2 separate regions of the Homo sapiens genome follow, and region 1 is linked to region 2. A link is a loop called in an ENCODE intact Hi-C map of the cell type or tissue named here. Cell type or tissue: Caco-2. All regions are shown on one strand. Links, peaks and the distances in the headings refer to the core of each region. The heading gives the core; the rest is flanking DNA. Region 1 has its middle 120 kb from the start of LINC01781. Region 2 overlaps LINC01781 (long intergenic non-protein coding RNA 1781).

Region 1 (12,527 bases), core at 2,515-7,514, 110 kb after region 2:
ACCCGATCCAAAAAAAATCCATAATAGCTACCTTATTGTGGTTATGGTAGACAATTAGAACTTTCTTTAATAAACACATTATTATATTCTCTTCCATTATGTTTCAATTTGTGATTCTCCATGGTATTTTCTGTTGGCTCCAACTTCTATCAGTGGGCACATGTTGGCGATGACTGACAGAGGCTGCTTTCAATAGTCTTATTCGCAACAACACCTCTTAGTTGAAGTCCCACATGTAGTTTAGCCATTAGTCAGCTCTTGGCAGCCTCAGATGCCTTTGAGACAACAATTCTCATTCATTGCTCTGTCAGTTTACTCAGGTAGGTTTATTCATGTCTTAATGTATATTTTTAAATTATCCTTGAGATTTCCTCTTTAACCCATGGATTGTTTAGAAGTGTGTTGTTTAGCTCCCAAGTATATAGAAGATGGAGTAGACACACTTTTTTCCTATTCCTCCATCTAAGTATAACTTAAAATCAAGACATTATATATATACAAAACAAACATAAGAAAGATCTACAGAGTGAAGATAAGAAGGCAGATTGGCTGTGGACTTTGGGACCAAGGCAACAGCAGAGTGGTGATTTTGGTGTTTTCCTCTTCCTTCCTATATCCTAGGCTTAAAGCAGAAGTTGGCAACCCAGAAACACCAACGCGTGCAGAGCAAAAAGAAAAAACAAACAAAAAAGTGCACACTTAATAAACAAACAAAAAACTCACCATCACCATCAAAAGTATGTTCTTTCTCTATCTAACCAAATAACTAGGAACTGGGCAACCCAGAATGACATAACTTTTAGACCACTCTACTTCAGTCAAATACCACAGAAAAAAATATGGCTCCCTCATCACCCATGACAGCAAAGGCTGAGTGGTGAGCTGAGATTTTGATACTCTTCAGGCTATAATGAGGTACCCCAGTACCCTCTCCAGTGTGGTGTTATATAAAGGTTTGAAGTATTACTGGAGGCTGACTGAGGAACCTAGACTTTCACACATACAGGGAAGAAATGAGGGAATATACCCACTGCTTCTACTGGGGTGGTGTCAATGAAAGCCAGCTAAAATGCTGAAGACACAGCAATAAGCAAGATAGGTTATGACTTTTTCTCTCTCCTGAATATTCTAGTGGAGATCAGGGTCCAAATGTTTGTAATATTAAACACTGTAATATTAGGTTATGTATGTTACAGAATGACTGTGTCTCTTGCTACAGACGTATAAACCAAAGGTAGTGCCTATAGCTAAAAACAGACAACTGAACAAAAATGTCGTATGTGCCAAGATGAAGAAGCAAGGCAAGAGGCAAGTACTAGAAACCAAAGCAACTTAGATGACCATGAGGTGTCCACATGTCTTGATAAAGAGTGATGACTATCTGTCCACATAGAAAATATTTCATTTAATTATGCCTAGGAAAATATATGTTTATGGAGTACTTACATAGCATAAGGCAAAAGAAAACACACCTTTTAAAGATGCAGAGCAGCTGAACAATGAATAGGTGATATTGATGACTGATATATTCTGATTTATAGTTAATTTAGATGAGCCTACTCTCCCCATAATTCTAACAGCTTTAACTATGCCACAGATTTTCTTGTGGATGAGGTTTATGTTAACCATGGCTGGTCAATGGTGGAAAGTAAGGATAAACAGGACCAAATATCTTAAAATTTTGAACTGTAGAAAAATCATAATACATTCTTTCATTAAATTTTGATATAAGATGTGTGTCTTTAAGATCCCAGTCATGAGGATTTATTATAAAATGAGCTCAAATGTAAAGCAGAACTAGCATATGGATTATGAGCATGATATTAAACGAAGATATCAAGAACATGTAATTAGTTTTCAAGTAATTAAAAAACAAGAATAAAAGTTATTTTACGTTCTGATATAATTTTTTAAAAAACTCATCTATGTCAAAGGTAGACATTCGGAGCTACACATATGACCCATTTTTAGAATATCTCACTTCCCTAGTTTTCTCTTTAGTCTTTTTTACTTGTAATAAGAAAAGCTTCAAACCCTTTGGCTAGTATTAATTGTACACAGCAAGTTGGAAAACACCTCTTATAGTATTCTTGAAAGTAAGAAAGTCTGTTTATTTTTGATGGAACATTTATTAGTTATGTTGATCCTGCAAATGTTAATGTCAAAGAGATAAACTATATGAATAATAATATTTTCTGTGAACTTGAAAAAAGAAATGGTTTTAACATTATAAAGAGAGATGCATATTATTATCGCAACATTTAAAAAGTTTTGTAAACAGTATGAATTAAAAGTCAGATATTCACAATTAAAAATAGAAGACAAATGATCAGATTTGGAAAGGTTGTTGAACGGCCGTGGCCATTTTTGTAGTGCACAGAAAGGCTAATGTTTAATCTGGTACTGTACCTTGGCACACTTATATTCATTAACAAACATTGAGGAGAATGGATTCTCATTACAAATTTTTCAAATTATGTGACATAACGGGAAAACAACATTCAATTATTATGCTAGGTCCTGACACTCCAACATTTTTGCTTTTTTATATTTCTCACAGCTGGTGAAGAATGCCTATCTTGTCATCTTTTCAATGCTGGCTGATATATATTTGTTTCTAAATCAGTTGACATTTGTACTGGAAAGGGTTCAAGTACCTTCATCCTGTTCATTGTTACCTTATGCCTGTGGAATTTTACTGTACCACTCTGTAATAAAACTCTAGTCTCTTGGCTATTTTGTTCAGAAACCTGCGGTGATTTCCTAATTGCCTTCAAAATGAAGTTCTTTAACTTTGGCCAAGCAGTCAAGCACATGGTATTTCTTTTTTTTTTTTGAGACGGAGTCTCGCTCTGTCGCCCAGGCTGGAGTGCAGTGGTGTGATCTTGGCTCACTGCAAGCTCCGCCTCCCGGGTTCACGCCATTCTCCTGCCTCAGCCTCCCAAGTAGCTTGGACTACAGGCGCCCGCCACTACGCCCGGCTAATTTTTTGTATTTTTAGTAGAGACGGGGTTTCACCATTTTAGCCGGGATGGTCTCGATCTCCTGACCTCGTGATCCGCCCGCCTCGGCCTCCCAAAGTGCTGGGATTACAGGCGTGAGCCACCGCGCCCGGACCACATGGTATTTCTAGTGGCCATCTTCTTTTTTTTTTGAGATGGAGTCTCGCGGTGTCTCCCAGGCTGGAGTGCAGTGGCGCGATCTCGGCTCACTGCAAGCTCCCCCTCCCAGGTTCATGCCATTCTCCTGCCTCAGCCTCCCTAGTCGCTGGGACTACAGGCGCCCGCCACCACGCCCCGCTAAGTTTTTGTACTTTTTAGTAGAGACGGGGTTTCACCATGTTAGCTAGGATCTCCTGACCTCGTGATCCACCCACCTCTGCCTCCCAAAGTGCTGGGATTACAGGAGTGAGCCACCGTGCCCAACCTCTACTGGCCATCTTCTTAACACAGTTATCTTCTACTATCCTCCACCTACCTCCTCGTCAACATCTGATTCTCCTAACTTTCAAGTATATCTTGCACGTGTGCCTTTCTCCACATGTATCCAGCTGTATTAGTCTGTTCTCATGCTGCTAATAAAGATATATCTGAGGCTGGGTAATTTATAAAGAAAAAGAGGTTTAATGGACTCACAGTTCCACATGGCTGGGGAGGCCTCACAATCATGGTGGAAGGCGAAGGCAAACAAAGGCATGTGTTACATGGCAGCAGGCAAGAGAGCGTGTGCAGGGGAACTGCCCTTTATAAAACCATCAAACCTCATGAGATTTATTTACTATCAGGATAACAGCAAGGGAAAAACACGCCTCCATGATTCAATTACCTCCTATTGGGCCCCTCCCACCAAACGTGGGGATTATGGGAGCTACAATTCAAGATGAGATTTGGGTGAGGGCACAGCCAAACCACATCACCAGCTGTTCCCATTCCCCTTCTGTATTGTCTTCTCCAAATTAACACCACTTTTCAAGGCCTGGCTCAAATGTCACTGTCTCCAGGTGCCTTCCCAGGTTTTTCTCATGAGTTTTTTCCTCTGTGCTTCCAGTGTTCTTGTTCCCATTACTATTTTATCTCAGTATATTTAGCCTTGTATTCAAATTTTATTTTAAACTTGCCCGTCTCCTCATTATTATTAGGGCTTGTGTTGTTTTATATTTCTATAAATTGTATTACCTTTCATATTGTGTTTTTCCTATTGTACTTCTGAACAAAATAATGTTTCACTGTTGGTCAAAATTAATAATTCATTGAAATATACCAAATGAACGCATACAAAATACGCTTGTAGGTTTAATTAGATCTCTGAATATAGCAGACCCAGACCCAGTCACAGTGTGATTTTTGCAATATGAATTGCAGTTCTTATTGCATAGATCATTCACTATCAGAGCAAGTCTGTTGATTTATGTTGAATTTTAGAATCCATGAATATGCATATATTACATATTGAGGTTAAAACAAAAATCCTTAATAGGGAATTAAGACAGGATATTTGTGAATGTTTCATGGCTAAACGGGACTATGATAAGCTATGCCAATATATATTTTCAAAGTAAGCAGAAAAACAGGAAAAGAAACCTAATATACAGGCATTTTAGACACATAATTTAGCCTTAGGACAAGGTTCTGAAGCAAACAACACAAAGTTAAATGCCTCTAAGAGGTACATAGATAACAGAGATGTGGTATGCAATTTGAGTTATGATGGGTAACCTGCTAATAAAGGGAATAAATTGAGTTTTGCCATGAGCTAATGTGGGCCAATAATACCAAACTTAATCTTTTTTTTTTTTTTTTTGCATTATTTGTCAATTTTTATATGAGTTGTCACACAAAACTCTGGGTTTTTACCTTCTCTTGAAAAAATCTAAAGATTAAAAGAATCTCATAATTAGCAGTCTGTGACTTCTGTTCAAAGGCTCTTATAAAAGGTGATTGAAAAGAGAGAGACAAGCAAAATTAAATGTAGCAGTTGGAGAGAAGTGGAAAATCCAGTATACCTGTTTTGAAGTACAGGTTGAAGATCACGAGTGATTTGTGAAAATTTAAATACAGAATAATAGCAGATATAGTCTAAGTAATGACATAACTATATTGATATGAAAGGTTGATTTCTGACTTTTGAGAGTTGATCTAATTATAACTTTTGAGAGTTGATTTTTGTTAGCATTGAGAACATTGTACAAACATTTTCTCAGTCTTCTATATAAAACCTAATGGTATCATTATTTCAGATGAAGAAACTGAGACACAAAATTAAGCAACTTCTCTGAGATCCTTGCATAGCAGGAAATTAAACCCAGCTCTTTTGTACTAGAATGTTAGTGTTCCTAGCAAACACGCTAATCTGTCTCCAATTATTTGGATCTAAAATCAGGTATATATATGTTTAGCTAGCATCTGCCCTTCACAGAGTTCATTATCTCTTGGGATTTATGATTAACTTCTTTCTGGGATTGAGAAACTAGTGACTAGCAGCTAGATGCTGGCAACTCAGCTGAAGTGGTTTGAAGAAGCTTACCAGGAACTAGCCAGTGCCCTAGTGGCCATCTCTGAAATATCCCTAGAACACCTGCCAGGCAACAGACTGGAGGGTTTATTCGTGTGCTGTTTGTACAGTTGAGAAAAAAGATACTGCCAAAAGCCCAGCCTGAAACAGCCTAAGGATTAAAAAAGAAGGAGCAAACTTGAAAGATGTAGATTGAGTAAATATGTAGGACTGATTTGGCACTCAGTCCAATGTGTACAATAAAAGAAAAAGCATGAGTCAGTAATTTGCATGAGGTTTCTCTCTTAGGATTTTACTGAGTAGAATAGAAAGGATGATTAGAAGGGAATATGAAAAGAGGTAGTATTTTTGTGTCAACAGAAATAGGTCAATAAAATATATAATATGTAGTTTGGTTATATGGGGTGATGGTTCTGGCCATATTGATGCTAATTGAATAAAAATCATTGTTATCAATTTCTAGTATAATTGAAGAGCTTTCCAAAAAATTATTCATCTATCATATTTTATTTTTAATCATTAAATTTACGTTTTTTTTAATCTGAAGGCTAAAGTTTGTCTTTTATTCTCTTGACAAAACATTGACAAGCTGAGAAAAACACACACGGAGTGCTTTTGATGGGCAAATATGAGTCATGCTGCGTTGGATGAGTAACCTATGAGTGAATTTTGGCCATTTTGTTTTGAGCTGTCAGATAAATTTCTCTTGGGCATCTTTCCTATTGCTGTGCATCTGAGCAAAATAATATTTTATTGTTGGTCATAATTAATAATTCATTGAAACATACCAAATGAATGCACTCAAAATATAGATGTAAATCTTATTAGATCTCTGAATATAGCAGTTCCAGTCACAGTATGATTTTTGCAATATGAATTGCAGTTGTATGTTAGATCCTTTTCTCTCAGAACAAGTTGAGAATTATAATATTAAAAAATTGACAAATTACTTTCTGCTTATAAATGAGAAAACAGATTTGTAAAATGTGAAATGAGCCATTCTAGCAAAGTAGACTTTGAGCTTCAAGTGTAAACAGTTCAGTTAATGGCTGGGGTTTCTCAATCTCAGAAGCTCTGGTGCATGGGGAGGGTGAAGCAGAGGTTATGGGAGCTCTTCAGCATTTTACTGAGAACATCCTTATAGGATTTAATTAGGCAGATTACCTGTTATGCATGGTGTAGTGTGCTGAACAGTTTTAAACTGGTATATCCTCGAGGCAAATGGAAGGCAAAGTCATAAGGAATTACATTCTACACAAATAACTCAGAGTATTTTATTAGTGGGCCTCATAGAAATAAAATCTTCCTTGCCAATGCACCATTTAATGTTTAACTCAATTGAGTACCAAAGAATTGGTTAAATGTTCAACGGCCATCTAGATTTATGGATCCAACCTGACCACCCTTTCAGTATTTTTTTTTTCTAGTAACAGCGTTGGAGCTTTGAAATAAAACAAAATACCTTTAGTTTATAACAGCATGTGCTTTATTCTACATTACCAGATAATAGCACCAGTATAATTGTTTACAAGAAAGATAAATCTGGTTTTTGAAAAACAGTAATATTTTATAATTAGAACTTCAAAAAGTAAAATTGCTTAAAATACCCCAATGAACAGTACTGTTTACTAATCACTTCAGGATGCAAATGTTAACTTGCTACGTATATGCTAAATTCCTGAATCTACTTAATCACTTTATTCACCTAACCACCTACAGGGAAGGGTCACTGTGTCAAGCAATCCTGAATGGTATTTTGTGTGAATTGGGAACAAAGCTTTTAAAGGCCAGAGGTTTAGGAACATAAACCAGATGTGCTCATTTTAAAAAGTCTACTTAGTTTGTGGAGGAGAAAGGTCAGCCTCTTAGATCTTTTAAAAATCTTACTGTCAAACACATTCCATGGAAACTAAGCATTTTAATATTCTTAGAGGGCTGCTTCACTGACTTTTTTTTTGATAAAATGTTTGCTCTGATCTGTGTTGTACATGAGTCTATTCTACATTTAGAGTACAATAAGATTTCCTTAACCTTTTAAAAACCCCCAAAATAAGTTAGAATATTTATTTAGACTTTTATTCCACAGAAATGATGTTGAATTATTTTTTAAAATTGTAATTCTAAACACAAATGTCTGATTTAAATGCCAATTCTCAATTATTTGCCAAGTACAAATCTAGGTCACAAATTGGCTATTAAAAGGAATAATTTATAAAGATATATTTATATAAAAGTGAATGACTTTCCTCTTTAGGGTGACGATACACATGATGTCTAGTGCTCACTTTCACTATAATTCTGTTTTAAAAGAATTTATTGAAATTCATGCTTCAATACTTCTGCAGCATATAAATTACATTGAATTTTTGTTTAGACTATTTTTATACTATTCATCCAATTATTCATGAGAAATAGGTATTTCTTTATGATAATAGTTCAGATTTACATTCTCCTAACTCTTAAGTTATTCCAGTATTTCAGCTGTTACTGGTGCCATCTAATCTCACCTCTGAAAGCAGAGTTGTGTGTATTTAGCAATACATACTCTGATATCCTATGGCCTTGGGATGAGTCCCGCATATTAGCTATATGATCTTGGGTAAAGTTAAATTTTTAAATTATTTAATTTCAATATCTGTTTCATTTGGTCAATATGACTAAATGAGAAAATACATGATATGCTAACACAGTGCCTGGCACCACAGTACTGAGTACATTGCAAACTTTTACAAAATTTTACCTACTCTATCCAATCACATAACAAGTCAAGCAGTATCTCAGCCTAAGAAACGGCTGTAGAGTTTGAAAAGTGTTGGGCTTATCTTCTCGTTCTGACCCTCTGATCTCAGGCAACATCCTTAAAATATCTTAGTCTTTTAAAGGCCTATATTAAAGCAAATATTTTAAATGCTTATATTAAAATAGGTTCTTTGAATTATTATAAAAATATGAGATAACGTTTGAAATGACCTAGTACCATTTCTCAATAAAGTTATTTAAAATTTAATTTGTAATGCTTTATCAATGTTATGTCTAGCCTCAGTTTAAATGCAGGTTATTTTTAAACTATAGTAAATAACAATTTAAAAATAACCTGAATTTAAACTGAGACAAGACTCACATCTGCATCAGTGGATTCGGTGTTTTGGCAGAGCCTATGAATTTCTTCCTGACATCTGTTTCTCCCTTTCTTAGTAATAGAATTCCTGATTTTTAGCTAGCCACATGGACATCTGGAATAAATGTTACATTTCATGGCCTAAGTACCCTGTTTACTAGCAGAGAAACGAATGTTGAACCTCTAATATAACACCATAACTTGGAGAAAACACCTACCTCCCGGTAAAATGTCGCTTACGTGTATTTTTCTTTTTTTGATAATAGAATAAGTAACAATTTGCCCATAGTGAAATACACACTTATTCTGAATGCAGATTTGTCTTCTTTGCCCACAGTGATTCTACAAACAACATTCCTAAGTTTACTGCATTCATTCTTCACTCTAAAATATCCGCATATGATTCCTTCTGACCAAGAATTTTGCTTTACAGCAAAAAAAGCAGAGCAAGGGGATAATTGCCACAGCACTAAAGAGTCATATCATGTACTCCATCATCCAGAGTCAGAGAGCCTTTTAAGAGAGTGGAAGACTATATGTACTGCTCAGTAATGTTACCAACTAGAAAATAATTTCATATGATTTGTTGATGTGTACATATGGATTATCTTCTTAACCAACAAGCATAATGGTGTTTTTTGTTTGTTTGTTTTTGTCACAGCTGAAATACATGAGTCTGGGAGGTAAGAATGGGGGTAGGAGGGTCACCTCTCACTGTTTCACTTTATGACCCATTTACAAAATGCTGCTTTCAATTCCTGTGATCTTGACCTCTCCTGGCTTGGAGATCTTAGTACTCAAGGAAGAAATTCTTCCATCAGGGAACACAACGATAGCTCAATTGGAGTCAGACTTGAGCTTGCCACCTGGCCATTCCAGGTTTCTCATGATATTTATTCAGTATTTACACAGAATGTTACAAGGTGGGTGAGTGTGATTGATCCTCATTAATCAGGGGAAATAAGGTGACCATTGTGCATTAGGGACACAGGAAATATTTGGAAACCAGTGCATTCTTTTGTGTGCCTGATAGAACTGTCATATCCATTGCAAATAATAATAATAATGGCAAAACTGTAGCATTTCAATATAAGGAAGTCTTCTAAGAACTCAGACCATTCAGATGTGAATGTTTGAATTACCCATCCAAACTCCTGTTAGGCACTGGATGAGAAGCAAGTAGAAAACGGACTTGAAGGAGCAGGACCAAAATTATAAATACCAACTATGATATCACTACCAGCTGTACAAATGAGGTCTTCAGTGGCTAACATATTGTTCCTTGTTCTGTTATGTGTATATTTTTATTAGCTAACTTTACTTTTTTCCTTCATCTCTTCCTTTCTCCTATAATTTTATATTCAGTGTGGGTGGTGGTTAACTTTATAATTTTATCCTTGGTTCAGGGTTGTGACAGAATTAGAGGAGAAATGATCACACAGAGATGAAATCAGTGCTTGCTAGAACTCATTTTAATTTATAGAGAGATATTGCATCATGTTAGCTGGCATCATATTGTGTTTCCAAATGCTCCTGTTTGGAAGCTTAAATTTGGGATGAAGGGTATGTACGGATGACAAATATTTCCAGCAGAAGTTTTGTAGGTACTGTGCCTTGGCTCCCACACAACCTCCATTCCAATCACTTTTTGGTGTGCTATCCTGTACTGAAAAGGCTAGATAATCCAAACTGTATTTCCCAATCTTCTCATCTCGGGAGTTCTGTTGTAATTTAGTGTCTGCCAAACACATTTTGTAAGTTTTAGATTTGAAACTGAGTTATGGCAAGAGAAGAAGAACCTAATGCAATCATTTCTGATGATAAAGTTTGTAGCAGAAGCATCAAGGATCCTAACTAGATGACTCTCTGCCATGATGTGGGAAGAATTCCCCATTGGGGCAAAGACAGTGGGGCTCTGTGTTCTGCCCCTTCCTGATTCAGTGGCTTCTTATAGTCGTGGGAACAGCTTTCCTGCTAATATCAGAGGCACTGTGATCAAAAGGTCTGGGGGGAATATTTGTCCTCTCTGAGCTTGATCCACTCACTCAATCTTACAATAATTCTATTTGGTCAATCTATAATTTAATTAACTTCATCATAACAATTATTCATTCTGAATCTGCCCCCACGAAATTGAAATATTAGTACAAAGATGAAGATGATGTGATGCCTTTGTTGAAGGAACTCACACTCATAGGAAGAGAGATAGTCACTATGATGCAAATCAGACTGCAATATAATAGAATTAAAAATTACATGCTATAGGAACATTGCAAGTAATTCTATTTGTTGTTGGATAAGGTTCCATACTCTTTGGGCCCTAATTAGAGTAAACTGAGCAGAATTTTAATAAAGAATTTAGGTGGTACAGGAATGGTTCCTCAGCATTTCAGGCTGAGGTATTGGAATTCTGTGGTTGGGCTAAGTGACTGTCAGATGAATACAGATGAAGAGTGAGTTTTTCCATTACTGGAAAACCCAAAGTGTGAGTGTGAATGGGAGATCTAGGGGAATAAATCTAGAAAAATAGGCTGGAGATCAGGTTGCATTGAGACCTAAATGCAATGGGAGTTTACATTTTGTTTTGTGGGGGTGGGTTTTTTTTTTGGTTTATTTTGTAGGCAACAAAAATTACAAAGCTCAGTTGAAGAAAGGAAATTATGGAGCTACCATATAGATTAAATTAAATGTGAAAACGAGAGGAGTATGAGGAGGCTAATTAGGACGTTATCACAATAGGAAAGGATATAACCTAAGGCAATAATGTGGGAATGAAGACTAGCAGATAGACTTTATAAATACCATGGAACAAAAATGAACAGGGCTTGGCTTCCTATTAAATGTGAAAGTTGATTAAATATTTGGACTTGAAAATGGCTTTTGAATCCCTGAAGGCATGAAGATGCTGGTGGCTTCAACAGGGGCAGGGCCATGAGGGGCAGGGCCATGTGGGTGTGACTGGAAATTTATAGAGTTCTCTTCTGATTTGTTGCACTAGAAATTTGTATGGTTTATAAGATCTAGCTGGAGATGCCCTGCAGATTGTTAAAGTCTAGAAGTTAAAATAGAAGCCAAGATTATAGATGCAGATTTCAGAGCCATATTTAGGAATTCGAGGTGGTATTAAATAATGCCAATCCCCACCATTGCTGTTTGTCACAGTGGGCCTCATACTGCACCAGCAATTTTTGCAACAGTTAGGAATGACATCTATGTAGCTAATAAAATGGTAAAAATTAATGAAGAGAAGTTGATAAGTATGAACAAAGTATTTTTTTTAGCTCATTGAGATGCTCCTGGGGACTCCTACTCTATATTGGTTGAGATTTGGGAGGAAGTCAGAAAAAATTTAGTTATTCCTGTTATTATAAACCTCTTTTTACTTAATACTTGATGAGGTTTGGAAAACTCAAAGTATGAAATATCAAAAAGTTTTATTTAAAAATTTTTATGGGCAATTTTTTCTCCTAAACATGTTCCTCATTCTGAATGAGTCAATGGATTTCAGCAAGCTTACAAAATTGATAGGATTTTTGAAGTGGTAGTAAAAACTCACATTGCCGTATACATTTAAATCACTTCTTCCAATTTGGTTATGCTAGAAAGTAAATCTTGTTACAACCCATCCTCTTCAGAGATACCCATCTTTTTTTCTCTTTCCTAAGATATATCTGCTCTTTTGTCTCTTCCTCTTTGTTTCTTGATAAAATAGACTGAGATTCTGTTTCTCAGTTGCTCCTTCATAAACATTCCAAAGAAAATACAAACAACCACCAAAATTTTGAAGACAAAATTGTCTGATGGTATACTCACATATGAGTTAACAATAAGCATTGAAATTTTTATTCAAAAAGAAATTTGATCTACATAACTTACTGTGAAAAGAAAAATCATAGTT
Region 2 (12,527 bases), core at 3,061-8,060:
AACTCGCAAAGAAGTTCTAAATTTTGAGCACTGTGTAATACATATTTATTGTCCCACAATTGAATATGTGTTTGCATGGGAAATATGTTTCTTTGAAGGTATTCTTTGAATCCAGTTATTTCAAAGACAAATAAATTATATGCCATTATGGCTTCCTTCATGTTGCATGTACAGCTATTATAAAATCCTCTTGTGTTAAAGTTAAAGCAATTCATATAGTAGTAGTTATTGTTGAACTTTTAAGATGCTATGCTTATTTTTGCTATGTGGAGGGAGAAAGTCCAAGCCTTCTATTTATGTTCCATCTCCCTGGAGCACCCATCCCCTTGTTCTTTTTGCCTGAATAACTATTATTCATCAAATCTTAGTTTAAATGTTACTTCTTCAGGGGAGTCTTTCTGAGCCCCTCTTAGAGATCTAGTAAGTTTCCCTTTTGTATGTTTTACAGCACTCTGTATTTCCCATTTGTAACATAAATCATAATTGTAACTAAATATTTTGCAGAGTTATGATTTGTTTAATATCCAATGTCCTGAAAGACTGAGTTCTAAGAGAGCAGGGACTTCTTTCCTCTACATCCCCAGCAACAAACACAACAACGTGCACCTGTAGACACCTAACTATTTTTGAAGCAAATGAACAAATGAATGAGTGCTAAAATTGAGTGAACCATTAAAAAAAAAGTGCTGATGATCTTTTAATTAGTAATTATTGTTAAGTGATAAGTTTCATTGCAGCATAATTTCTTATTTTTTTCTTAGAAGCTGTTTCTGTTGAAATTTAGTAAGATCCTCTTTTCAAAACAATAACAAAAATGAATATATTTCCCTTAGCACACTTTTCATAAGGTGACTCAAGAAATTGGGATATCCTGTAGAATATCAGGTACAGCAAGTGTTGGAATTATGCAGCAATCACAGGATGGAATTTTTGAAACATTTTTAGATGAGTGTAAAGAAAAGAAACTGAATGTGTGCTCCTGACACAGGAATAGGTATTTAATAAAATAAACATAGTTTATAGATCACATGAGGCCTTTCTGTGACTGAAAGTAGAAGCATTGGCTGATTTTAAAAAAAAAAAGTGAAAGTAATTGTGTTTATTTTCATTAGTTTAGTCACTCTTAGTTAAGACTTTGGTGTAGGCTACCTCTCCACAGGATGAGCTTCAGTGAAATCATATTTAAATGCAATCGCAGCACTTCATTAATTTACATACATAAATTATAAAATATACACATATACACAGTCCCATCTCTAACAACCTTTTTACAAAATGCTACTTGAAAAAATTTTAATAACGTTAACCTTTCCAATGACAAATGCTTTTTCTTCTTATATGTACACAAGTCATCAGACAAATTTACCAGGGGTGTTCCACAAATAATGAGGAAGGATACCATTTGTGTTCATAAATTTAGTCAGTTTGTCTAGGTGGAAGGATCATATATCATAAGTCTATAATTTTATTTAAGGTATGTGGTTTACAGACTTCTAATAAACTTGATATGCATTAAAGTAGAGAAGAGTAAGCAAAAAAAAGTTTTCCTAAAGATCCAAGTAGTTTTTGATAACTGTTTAGATGAATAATAATCTCACTAGAGGTGATATTTCACATATAAAGATATTGAGATACATGTTCAAAATATCAATATGTTGCATAATATTTAAAGCATATTCAGTAACAACAGTTTAAAAAAATTCTAATGAGATACATCTCACTAAGTACATTTATAAATGGAAAAGCAAAATTTAAATGGCGTTTGAGATTGATTTCATGCATTCTATCTAGTATTATCATTTTATCTCAATACACAGATTTCCACAGAGATATATAACTAGGTCATAATACAATCTCCACACTTATTACTAATTAATTATGTGCAAATGGAAAGAGCACTGATGGCAAAAATTTGCCAACCCAACAACACTTGAACCATGGAGGGTTACATTGCCAAGTGTTGAATTTGTCAGTTCTCAAATTATAAAAGATTAAGTCACAGACAGTATTCATATTACTGCATCATATCTGTAAAAAACTTATTATGATTTATTAATGTGTTAGTCGTTGGTCATCATTAACCCTATAGAAAGTCAAAAGTGTCAGTCAATTAATCCCTATTAGAGGACTAGCCATGGAAAAAACCCTTGGATGTCTCAATCACCTAACATAATAAATTTTTATGGCCGCATTTACTTACAGTAAAATACACTCTACCAATATGTAGCTAAAATATTATTGAAATATAATGCTACTACATGAGATATGGATGGCAGACTAATTCATTGAGACATCAAAATTATAGTGGCAAAGCATTTTATGTGTTGTATAATTCTTGCACTGTAGCAGCTTCTTTTTTTTTTTTTTTTTTTTTTTTTTTTTAAGATGGAGTCTCACTCTGTCACCCAGGCTGGAGTGCAGTGGCACAATCTCCGCTCACTGCAACCTCCACCTCCCAGGTACAAGCAATTTTCATGTCTCGGCCTCCCGATTAGATGTGATTACAGGTGCCTGCCACACCATGCCTGACTAATTTTTGTATTTTTAGTAGAGATGGGGTTTCTCCATGTTGGCCAGGCTGGTCTTGAACTCCTGACCTCAGGTGATCTGCCCGCCTTGTCCTCCCAAAGTGCTGGGGTTAAGGCGTGAGCCACCACGCCAGGCCTGATGTAGCAGTTTCACTTGGTTATTAAATCAGTAAAAGTCTAGGAAAATGGTGACTTTTCTTAATAAAATCTCTCTGCTATGCGCCCATGAGGATGAACAGTGAGCAACTGAATTTATTTTGTAATGTCATAATTTGTCTTGTGTTGAGAAGACAATATAAAACAAAGGTGCTTCTGAGCTCAATACTACATTGTTTATGATGAAACCAAATATTACCTCTTCTAGTTCAGGCAGTTGTTATCTTGGTAATACCCATCCTAAGTCATTAAAACAGTAATTGAAAAATACTTGTTAACTACTATAATTGTAGGTTTTATTATTCATCAAAATAAAGGACTGCTCACAAAGTACATCTTGTGTCATTTATGACCAATAATTACTACACTACAAAGCAATTGAAAATACCTATTTCCATGAAAAATAATTGTAAATATATTTATTAATATAGTTCTAATGGATTTTAAATGAAATAGCACAATATGCAAGAAACTCATATTTGCCTAATTCATCCCCTGAAAGAGCTAATTGGAATTCCTTGAGCAAACATTATTTTTAAAAATATCAAACCCAAAGTAAGTACTTCTGTGAAAATAAAAGAAAATCAAAATAAATGGCTTTCCCGGAAGACAAAGAAATATGTTCTAATATTTGAAAAATAAATATCAAAAACACATTACATTGCTCCTGGCTGTAATATATAAAATGTGATCTCAATGTACTATGAAAACTAAGAAGGTGATTGGCTATTGTAGAGTTTGTAAACTACAGTAGGATCTGTGTTTCCTGTAAGTTAATGTCATACATTCTAAATTGAGATTTTTTTAAGGATTGTACAATGTAACATAATTAACTTCCATATGCTATGAATAGCTCAATATTATACGACAAATCCAAGAATTACAGAGTCAAGAGATTTAATGTAAAAGTTAAGGGTATTTTCTAATTAATTGATACTTTAAAAGTAAACCTATTTCAACAAAACAAATAAAATGACAAAATAAATGCAAAAGCAGTTTTTAAATTAAAAACAATTTAAAGTTTGAAAAAGTAGTATTCAACTCTTTCTCACTTTCTTTGCCCACGTTTAATTATGAACTATTAGAATATGAAAGCATTATTAACCACTATAAATCAGTGTAAAAACCAGTGGTATAGGTTAGGAGCTACATTTTTGAATTATGTTTAAAGCAGTTGAAAAGGGTGAAGGATTGTGTGGGAAGTGGTGAGGGGCTGATGGAATCAGGCCAGGTTTTGCTGGACTCTTGCCTACAGTTATAATTAGATGAGTTAAACCTTATTACTGGTACAGAATGTATCTCTTTTAGAAGGAATTAAGAATGTCCTTAAAATTTTACTCAACTCAACATTTTACCTATTAAAAGCATCTAAGTTACTCCTATCAAGTAGATACAACTTTATGTCCACACCTAGAGATAGGTGTTGATATGGGCCACTTTATTTGTAATGTAATGGGCATTTTTAATGTAATTATTAATTCAAGGAATGGTTATGATCTTAAGTGCAGCAGAGTAGAACAAGACACGATGAATCAAATATATCTTAGTTCAAATTCTCACTCTATCATTAATGTGTGGAGTGGCCTTGAAAGTTCTATAACATGCAATACATTATTCATCAGCATGTCTGTTTTATTCACAGCTGATAATGCCTACAACGTAGGTTAGTGTCTGACACATGCTAGGTTCTCACTGAAAACTTATTCCTGGCATGCAATAACATGAAATCTTATCCTTTAAATCATGCATCAGCTCTATTAATGTTTAATATGAAGCAAAAATGACAGAAGTCTTTGGGAAATAGTCTTCTGTAATTCGGTACTTGACATTTGGCCCCTTAAGAGGCTTCAGGGAATCTCTAACACTTTTATGTAAAATTTACATGTTATGTAAATTTGTATATTCTGTGTAAATTTTCTAGAGTTTTATGACTTCATTGTTTATTGAGATACCTGTTTCAAACCTCTTCCATTAACTTGCTGAACTTCTTTGTGCTTCAGTTACATAAACTTGAAAATTATAGAATGAATGAGAAATTAAATGAAGTAATATATGTAAAGTACTTAAAGAATGACTGGTATATAGTAAAGGTGTCAGAGGCATGTGAACAAAAACAACTTCATCTTGAGTAGGAGCTGGGTAAAATGAGGCTGAAACCTACTGGGATGCACTCCCAGATAGTTAAGGCATCCTATATCACAGGATGAGACAGAAGGTCAGCACAAGCACGGTGGCTCATGCCTGTAATCCCAGCACACTGGGAGGCCGAGGCGGGTGGATCATGAGGTCAGGAGATCGAGACCATCCTGACTAACACGGTGAAACCCAGTCTGTACTAAAAAATACAAAAAATTAACCGAGCAGAAATCAATGTACTTTACGTTCTTAGCTCCCACAATTTAGCCTAAATATTTGCCCTAGCATTCTTATACTAGTCCAAGCAGGCATTAGGTCATAGCCTGTTCCTCTTCCTTATCTGAAGATGTTTCTACCTTTCTCAGCATTCCACAAATTACTTCCTCCTTCCTTTGTTCTCCTCTGCCTTTGCCTCGTTTAAAAAGTTCTAAGTTGCTAGACAATCAGAACAAACAGAAAATGTAAAGTCCCGTTCCAGCCAATAAAAACCAGACATGGCAGTAAGGTGGACACATCAGGTTATAAATGACCCTGTCTCCTTTGTTCAGTGTACTCTCATGACAAAACTGCTAGCAAGTGTACCTTTTCTGCAGAAAGTAAAAAAAAAAAAAAAAATAGCCTTGCTGAAAAAAATAAATTTATGTTCAAGTGCTATTTCTTTGTGACATCAAAGAACAAACATTTCTAACATGGACCAAACCAATGTATTTCTCAAATGTATTTGATGTCTCATGCCTATTTAAAATGTATAAAAGCAAGGTGCATCACAACCACCTTGAGCACATGTTCTCAGGACCTCCTGAGGGCTGTGTCATGGGCCACAGTCACCCATATTTGGCTCAGAATAAATCTCTTCAAATATTTTACAGAGTTTGACTCTTTTTGTCTACACAACAAAGGTTAAAAACCACTGTTATGAGTAATAAGAATGGAAATTGTAGGAAAAAGATCTCTAAGATCTCCCAAATTTTTCTGTTTCATAAAAACAATGAAAGCACTGGCAAAAAACATTTTACTAGAACTCTAGAAAATAATCTAACATGTGCAACAATCCAAGGATCATTTAATGAAGAAAAGCAGTTTAATCTTGTTTAAAATAGTGAATTTTGTGGTATTTTAACTTACCTTATTTTTATCCTCCTCTTTCCAACTTCATGGTACTCTTGAAAGTCAACAGCTCACAATTACGGTGACAATGAGCAGCCTAGCAGCCACTGGAGATGACTTAACAGATTTGTAGCTCTCCTAAATTCCCTGGAAAACCCAAATCTCAGTATTTGCTTTTATTTGGCCTGTCTTATAGATGTGCTAATATAATCAGTCCTTTCCCAAGGGACAAGTGTCAAAAAAAAAAAAAAAAAAATCAGTAGCAGTTGTTTAACATCACACATGCCTGGGGCAGTGATAGCAGTTGAGGCTAACAAGAAGCTGAACAAAAACTTAAAAGGAAAAGAAGAGAATGAGATTGCCATAAGAGGATTTAAAAAGTTCTGACAAATTCCTGGGAATGCTGAAAGACACATTAATTCATACGGCTGTTCACACACCAAAGAAACACCTGAAAAGTTTTGAAGATTTCACCTCTGGCTGACCTTGGCGCTTTATGAAAGCAAATAGTACAGGTTAAGGAAGAGTTTAAACAGCCTACCTGAGTGTTGAAGGCATATCCTAAATCACTGGATCCCCTTGCCAAAGGCTAGGACACTTGTTGGCTTTCAGTCATTTAAGAAAATCTCTGTCTAATTATTAGCCAACCACTAAGCTAATTAAACAGAAGCTTCAATGGCAACATATTACAAACAATACAAACCATAAAGATTTAGCTCAGGAAAGTCATGAAACAAATAGCAACATCAGCAAGCTCTGGGTCAAAGAGAAAACTTGACTTCCAGAGATGCCACACAATATTAATTAAGATGTCCAGTTTTTTAAAATACAAGACATAGAAATAAAGAAGTATGGCCTGTACAGGAAAAAAATAAATAAAAATAAAAAGGAGTCTCATGTTAAAAGAACTAAAGGAAATTATAAAACAGTACCTCATCAGCTAGCATATAGAAAATACTATTATAATAAAATGATTTTTTAACAAGAATCAAGTACAGATTCTGGTGTTGAGAAGTATAATAATTGGAATAAAATATTACTAGAGAGGCTCAACAGAGCATTTGAGCTGGCTGAGGAAAGAATCGTAGACTTTAAGATAGGTCAGTAACTATTATCCAGTCATGGGAAAAGAAAGAAAAATAATTAAGAAAAATGGGTACAGCCTCAGAGACCTATGACATATAACATTAAGTATACCAACACACACACAATAGGAGTTTCAGAAGTTGAGGAGAGAGAGCAAAAAGCAGGAAATATAATTGAAGAAATAATGACCCCAAAACTCCTACACTTGATGAAACATTTTAATCTAGAAATCCAAAAAGCTCAATAAACTAGAATAAACTTAAAGAGATCCATATCTAGACATGTCATAATCAATCTGTCAAAAGCAAAACACAAAGGTTGAATTTTAAAAGCAGTAAGAGAGAAGATGCTCATCATGTATAAGAAACCATTAGTAAAATTGCAGGTGATTTCTAATTAGAAAAAAAAAAAAAAATCCAGAAGGCAGCGGGATAACACATCTGAAGCATCAAATGAAGATATCAGCCAAGAATTCTATATCCAGCAATGTTATTCAGTGAAAAACAAGAAGCAATTAAGACATTCTAAATAAACAAAAACTGAGAGAATTTATCAGTAGTAGGCCTTCCCTAGAAAAAAATATTAAAGAGAATCCTTCAGGCTGAAATGAAAGACTACTAGATGGTAACTCTAATTCACATGAAGAAACAAAAGAACACAAAGTTAACCACGTGGGATAAATATAAAGATAGCATTAATGTGCTTTTATCTGTAACTTTTACATCTGATTTAAAATACAACTTGTAGAAGAATAGTTATAATTCTGGATTGATGGACATATGTATAAAGTTGTAATTTATAAAATTAATTCCATAGACTAGAGTAGAGGGATTTTGGCTATATATAAAAATATTTAACAAACTAAAAATAGATGAAAACTTCCTCAACCAAGTAAGGTCGTCTATGAAAAACTCGCAACTAACATCCTACTTAATGGTGAAACACAAGCTTTCACTCTAAAGCAAGGAACAAGCCAAGGATATACACTCTTGACACTTCGGTGTTGTACTGGGGTTTCTAACCAGGGCAATTGGGCAACAGAAATAAATTTAAAGTATCAGATTGAAAAGGAAAAAGTACAGCTATCTCTATTTTTAGAGGACATGATCTTGCAAATTTGAAAATGCTAAGAAATCCACAAAAATACTATTTATTGGCCAGGCGCAGTGGCTCAAGCCTGTAATCCCAGCACTTTGGGAGGCTGAGGCAGGGAGATCACCACATCAGGAGTTCGAGACCAGCCTGGCCAACATGGTGAAACCCCATAATTACTAAAAATACCAAAATATTATCTGCACGCCTGTAATCTCAGCTACTTAGGAGGCTGAGGCAGGAGAATCGCTTGAACCCAGGAGGCAGAGGTTGCAGTGAGCTGAGATCACACCACTGCACTACAGCTTGGGTGACAGAGCGAGACTCTGCCCAATGAACAAAAAAACAAAACAAAACAAACAAACAAAAAACCTATTTATTATAGCTAATGAACAAATTCAGCAATAATGCAGGGTAGAAGACAAATACAGAAAAATAAATTATATTTTCAATAATTAGCAGTGAATAATCCAAAAACCAAAATAAGAAAACAGTTTCATCTACAATTGCAATAAAAAATAAAATACTTAGAAATAAATTGAACAACATAAGTGCAAATATTATAGGGTGAAAATGACAAACATTATTGAAATAAATTTTATAAAAACCCTAAGGTAATGAAAAGACATTTTTGAGTTCATGAATTGGAAGACTTGTTATTATGATGATGCCAATATTCCCCAAATTTATCTACAGATTTAATGCAATCTCTATAAATATCCCAACTGCCATTTTGCAGACATTGACAACCTGATTCCAACATTCATATGAAAAGGCAAGAGATCCAGAATAGTCAAAACTGTCTTGGAGAAAAAAAAATAAATAAATAAAACAAAACAAAGTTGCAGGATTCACACTTTCGAAATTAAATTTGTAATAACTCTTGAATTCACATTTCAAAATTTAATGAAGACATTGTGGTACTGGCATAAGAAGAGGCATATATAACAATGAAGTAGAACTGAACATTCAGAAATAAATCTTTACATTTATGGTGAAAGAATTTTCAATAAGGGTGCCATAATTCAATAAGAAAAAAAATAGTCTTTCCAATAAATGAGTTGGAGACAACCGAATATTCACATACAAAAGAATGAAATAGGAACCTTACCTCACACTATATATAAAGATTTACTCAAAATATACCAACTACCTAAATGAAAGAGGCAAAACTGTAAAACTTTTATTAGAAAACACAGTCATAAATCTCAGTGACTTTAGATTAAGCAACGGTTTCTCAGATATGACACCAAAAGCACATACAACAAAAAGAAAAATAAGGAATAAATTGAACGTGGTCAAAATTAAAGCTGTTGTAGAGAATACTATCAAGAAAAAGATATGGAAAGACATCTCACAGAATGGAATAAAATATTTGTAAATATTATTCTGATAAGGTTGTAGTATTGAGATTGTATATGAAGAACTGTTACAATTCAACAACAAAAAAGACAAGTAATCAAATTTAAAATGGGTGAGAAATTTAAACAGACATTTTTCCAAATAAGATACAAAGAGCCAAAGACCCCGGAACGATGTTCACTATAAATCATCTTTAGAGAAATGCCAATTAAAATCACAATGCAATAACACTTCATACCAGCTAATAATGTTGCTACAATTAAAGAGATGAGGATGTTGTCAAGGATGTAGAAAAGTGGAACACTCCTACATTGTTTCTGGGAACATAAAATGGTGCAGCTGCTTTGGAAAATAGTTTGTCAATTCCTCAAAAAAGTAAAAAAGTTGTGTCACCTCAAAACTCCACTGCTAGATATGTATCCAACAGAAATAAAAACATATGTGCACCCAAGAATTGTACGCAATTGTTTGTAACAACATTATTCACAGTTGCCAAAATCTAGAAACAACACAAATTGTTTAATTGATGAAAGAATAAACAAAATGTGGTATATCTATACCATAAAATATTATTTAGCCATAAAAAGAATAAAGTACAGATACATGCTACAACATGGATGAACATTGAAGCATTATGTATTCTATGTCAAAGAAGCCAAACAGAAAAGCCATGTACTATATTATTGATACTATATGAAATGCACAGAATAGGTGAGTTTATACACACAGAAAGTAGATTATTATTTTCAAGGAGCTAGAGGGAGGATGCAATGAGGAGTGACTGCCAGTGAGTGTTTCTCTGAGGGGTATCTAATTCCAGAAATTAGATAGTGATGATGGCTGCAGAATTATTTCAAAATAAAATAAAAAAATAAAAACACTTCTATAAGAAGTGCTAATATTTTTGTGGCTTCATTACAATAAGAAAAATATTCAATGCTTAATAAGTGCCAGGAATGAGATATGCGATGGATAAAGATACACATTTTTTAACCCTCAGTGTATAGTGTAATGTAAAAGACAGACATATGTGAGAGAATTATATTAAAATGTATCAATAAAAATACTGGTATTATGAAGCAAAGGTACAAGGGACTGTAGGAGCCGATGCTAGGGATGACTAAAAGGGGCATAACTGTTTCAAGAAACTTAAGAAAATAAATTCTGAGCACACAGAATGACACACTGAATAAAGAGAGATGAATCTATAGAATCAGAAAGGCCTTGAAGAACCTTGTGAAGATTTTCATATTTATCTGTTGAGCAAAGGGAAAGAAAGCCATTCTAGAATTTTAAGTAGAAGAGATGAAGTACTATGATCATATCCGTATGAACAGAAGGAAGGTGTAAGAAATGCAGGAGAGAAAAGCAACAGTGAAAAGAAGAAAGCCAAGTAGGAAAACACTGTAGTAATCCTGAAGATAAATGATGCGGACTTGAACTGCTACAATTACGACGACACTGGAATAGTGGAAAGGTAAATGAATCCAGGAACAATTTAGGGGGCAAAAGGGACAAGACTTAGTGATGGATTACGCATGGTGTTTGGGAAATGATACAAAGTTCCTGGAAATGTGTCTTGACTTCACAACTGGGTTTGTGGGAAAAGATTTGGGTTCATTTTTAGGATGTGATAATGTTATGGAGACATATAAATGGCATTAATAGGTGCTCAAAAAATATTTATTAAAGGCTAGTATTGAATGAATAACAAAAAGCCAATTGGTTGTAGCAGTCTGGATCTAGGCCTTGATGTAATAATTTTGGCTGGGGTCAAAGATCCTTTTTTAGTACTTGATAATAATAACAAAAATATTAAGAAAGCGGGAATCCTAATACAGAAGGAAAACCCTTTACAACTAAATAGTTAAGTAAGGAATAAATACACATTTTTTTTAAAAAGCTGGAGTGTTGTTGTAAAATTAGTTTCCAAATCCTTCTCACCAACTAATGGGTGGATATCTTACCCAAGTATAACTATGAAAAATGTCTCCATCCTGTTCTTAGGATTTCTTACTGATCTTGTTGATGTCTCATGATTGTATCATAATAAAAATGTCTCCATATATAGTTGTTTAGTACTAATTGCAGAGAACATCTAATATTTCTGTCTAGAAATTTTTAAAGATCGCTTGTTAATGGAACAGTATTTTCAAATAAGCAGTTTGCTTTTATTGTGCTCTGCGTAATGCTGGCTGATGTGGCTTTTATTCAGTGAATGGTACTTATGTTCAGAACTGTGGCTCTCTGCTTTGTGTAATTATCCTAATACTCCAATGCGCCCCTGGCTGCATTAGTTAGATGAGTTATCCTCAAGTAAGTTTTAGTTTTCCTCTCCCCCTTAAGAAAAAGCTATTTCTTTCTTTCTTTGTTCCCTTTTTCTTATTTGAATACAGTAATGAAGTAGAAGAAAATAGTAAACAATCCCACAATAAATAATGACATGTAAGATTTTGGGATATATGCTTCCAAACAGTACACTTAGTATATTATAAATCATTTAATGTAACACGTACCAGTTGGTTTCTAAAAATACATATTTTCATTTTCAATAGCTATCAAACCTCAGTTATTAAAACCTGACTTGAAATTACTAATATAAATTATATAACACTGCATATCATTAATGTATTATAATTACACATTTAATGTATTTTTCATATTTTGCTTTTATAAACTAAGCTGTAATAAGCATATGTGTGCATCAGTTCTAGCATATTTGTGTCAATATTTCATTATTATAAATTCCTAGGAGACAGTTTGCTAATTCAAAAGATATGTGCATGTGCAATTTAAGCCTTTTGATACATATTAAGAAATTTGTTTACAGGATAATGCATACATTTAGTCTCTCCCTGATAATACGTGTCTTCAATCTTTTTTTTGTAACTAGATGCTGTGCTGAATATTTGTGTTGATGATAAACATTTTAATTTTTTTTGTTTTCCTAGTAAAGTCCTACAAAATATATTTTATACTTTATATTTCATTTTAGTTTTATAGGTAATGAAGAATGCCAAATAAATTAGTAATATTGGGCATCATTCATTTCTTTTAGTA

The links. Hi-C counts contacts between places; a loop is a spot of excess contacts. Peaks named below come from ENCODE experiments on the same cell type or tissue, not always from the same donor. Only the 100,000 strongest peaks of a DNase experiment are listed, where the experiment ranks them.
Region 1: it touches region 2 in a loop (4-fold over the local background); 2 of 110 quality-filtered maps call a loop at or near these places.

The regions. Positions count from the first base shown.
Region 1 is chr1:80,650,670-80,663,196 of GRCh38, forward strand. No RefSeq gene overlaps it. Among named protein-coding and RNA genes, the nearest start is that of LINC01781, 120 kb to the left of the region's middle. In Caco-2, for the core only: no CTCF peak of the experiment used is centred there; a DNase peak (open chromatin) is centred at 5,532.
Region 2 is chr1:80,542,462-80,554,988 of GRCh38, forward strand. The region is part of intron 1 of LINC01781 (long intergenic non-protein coding RNA 1781); the gene reads left to right. Among named protein-coding and RNA genes, the nearest start is that of LINC01781, 13 kb to the left of the region's middle. In Caco-2, for the core only: no CTCF peak of the experiment used is centred there; no DNase peak of the experiment used is centred there.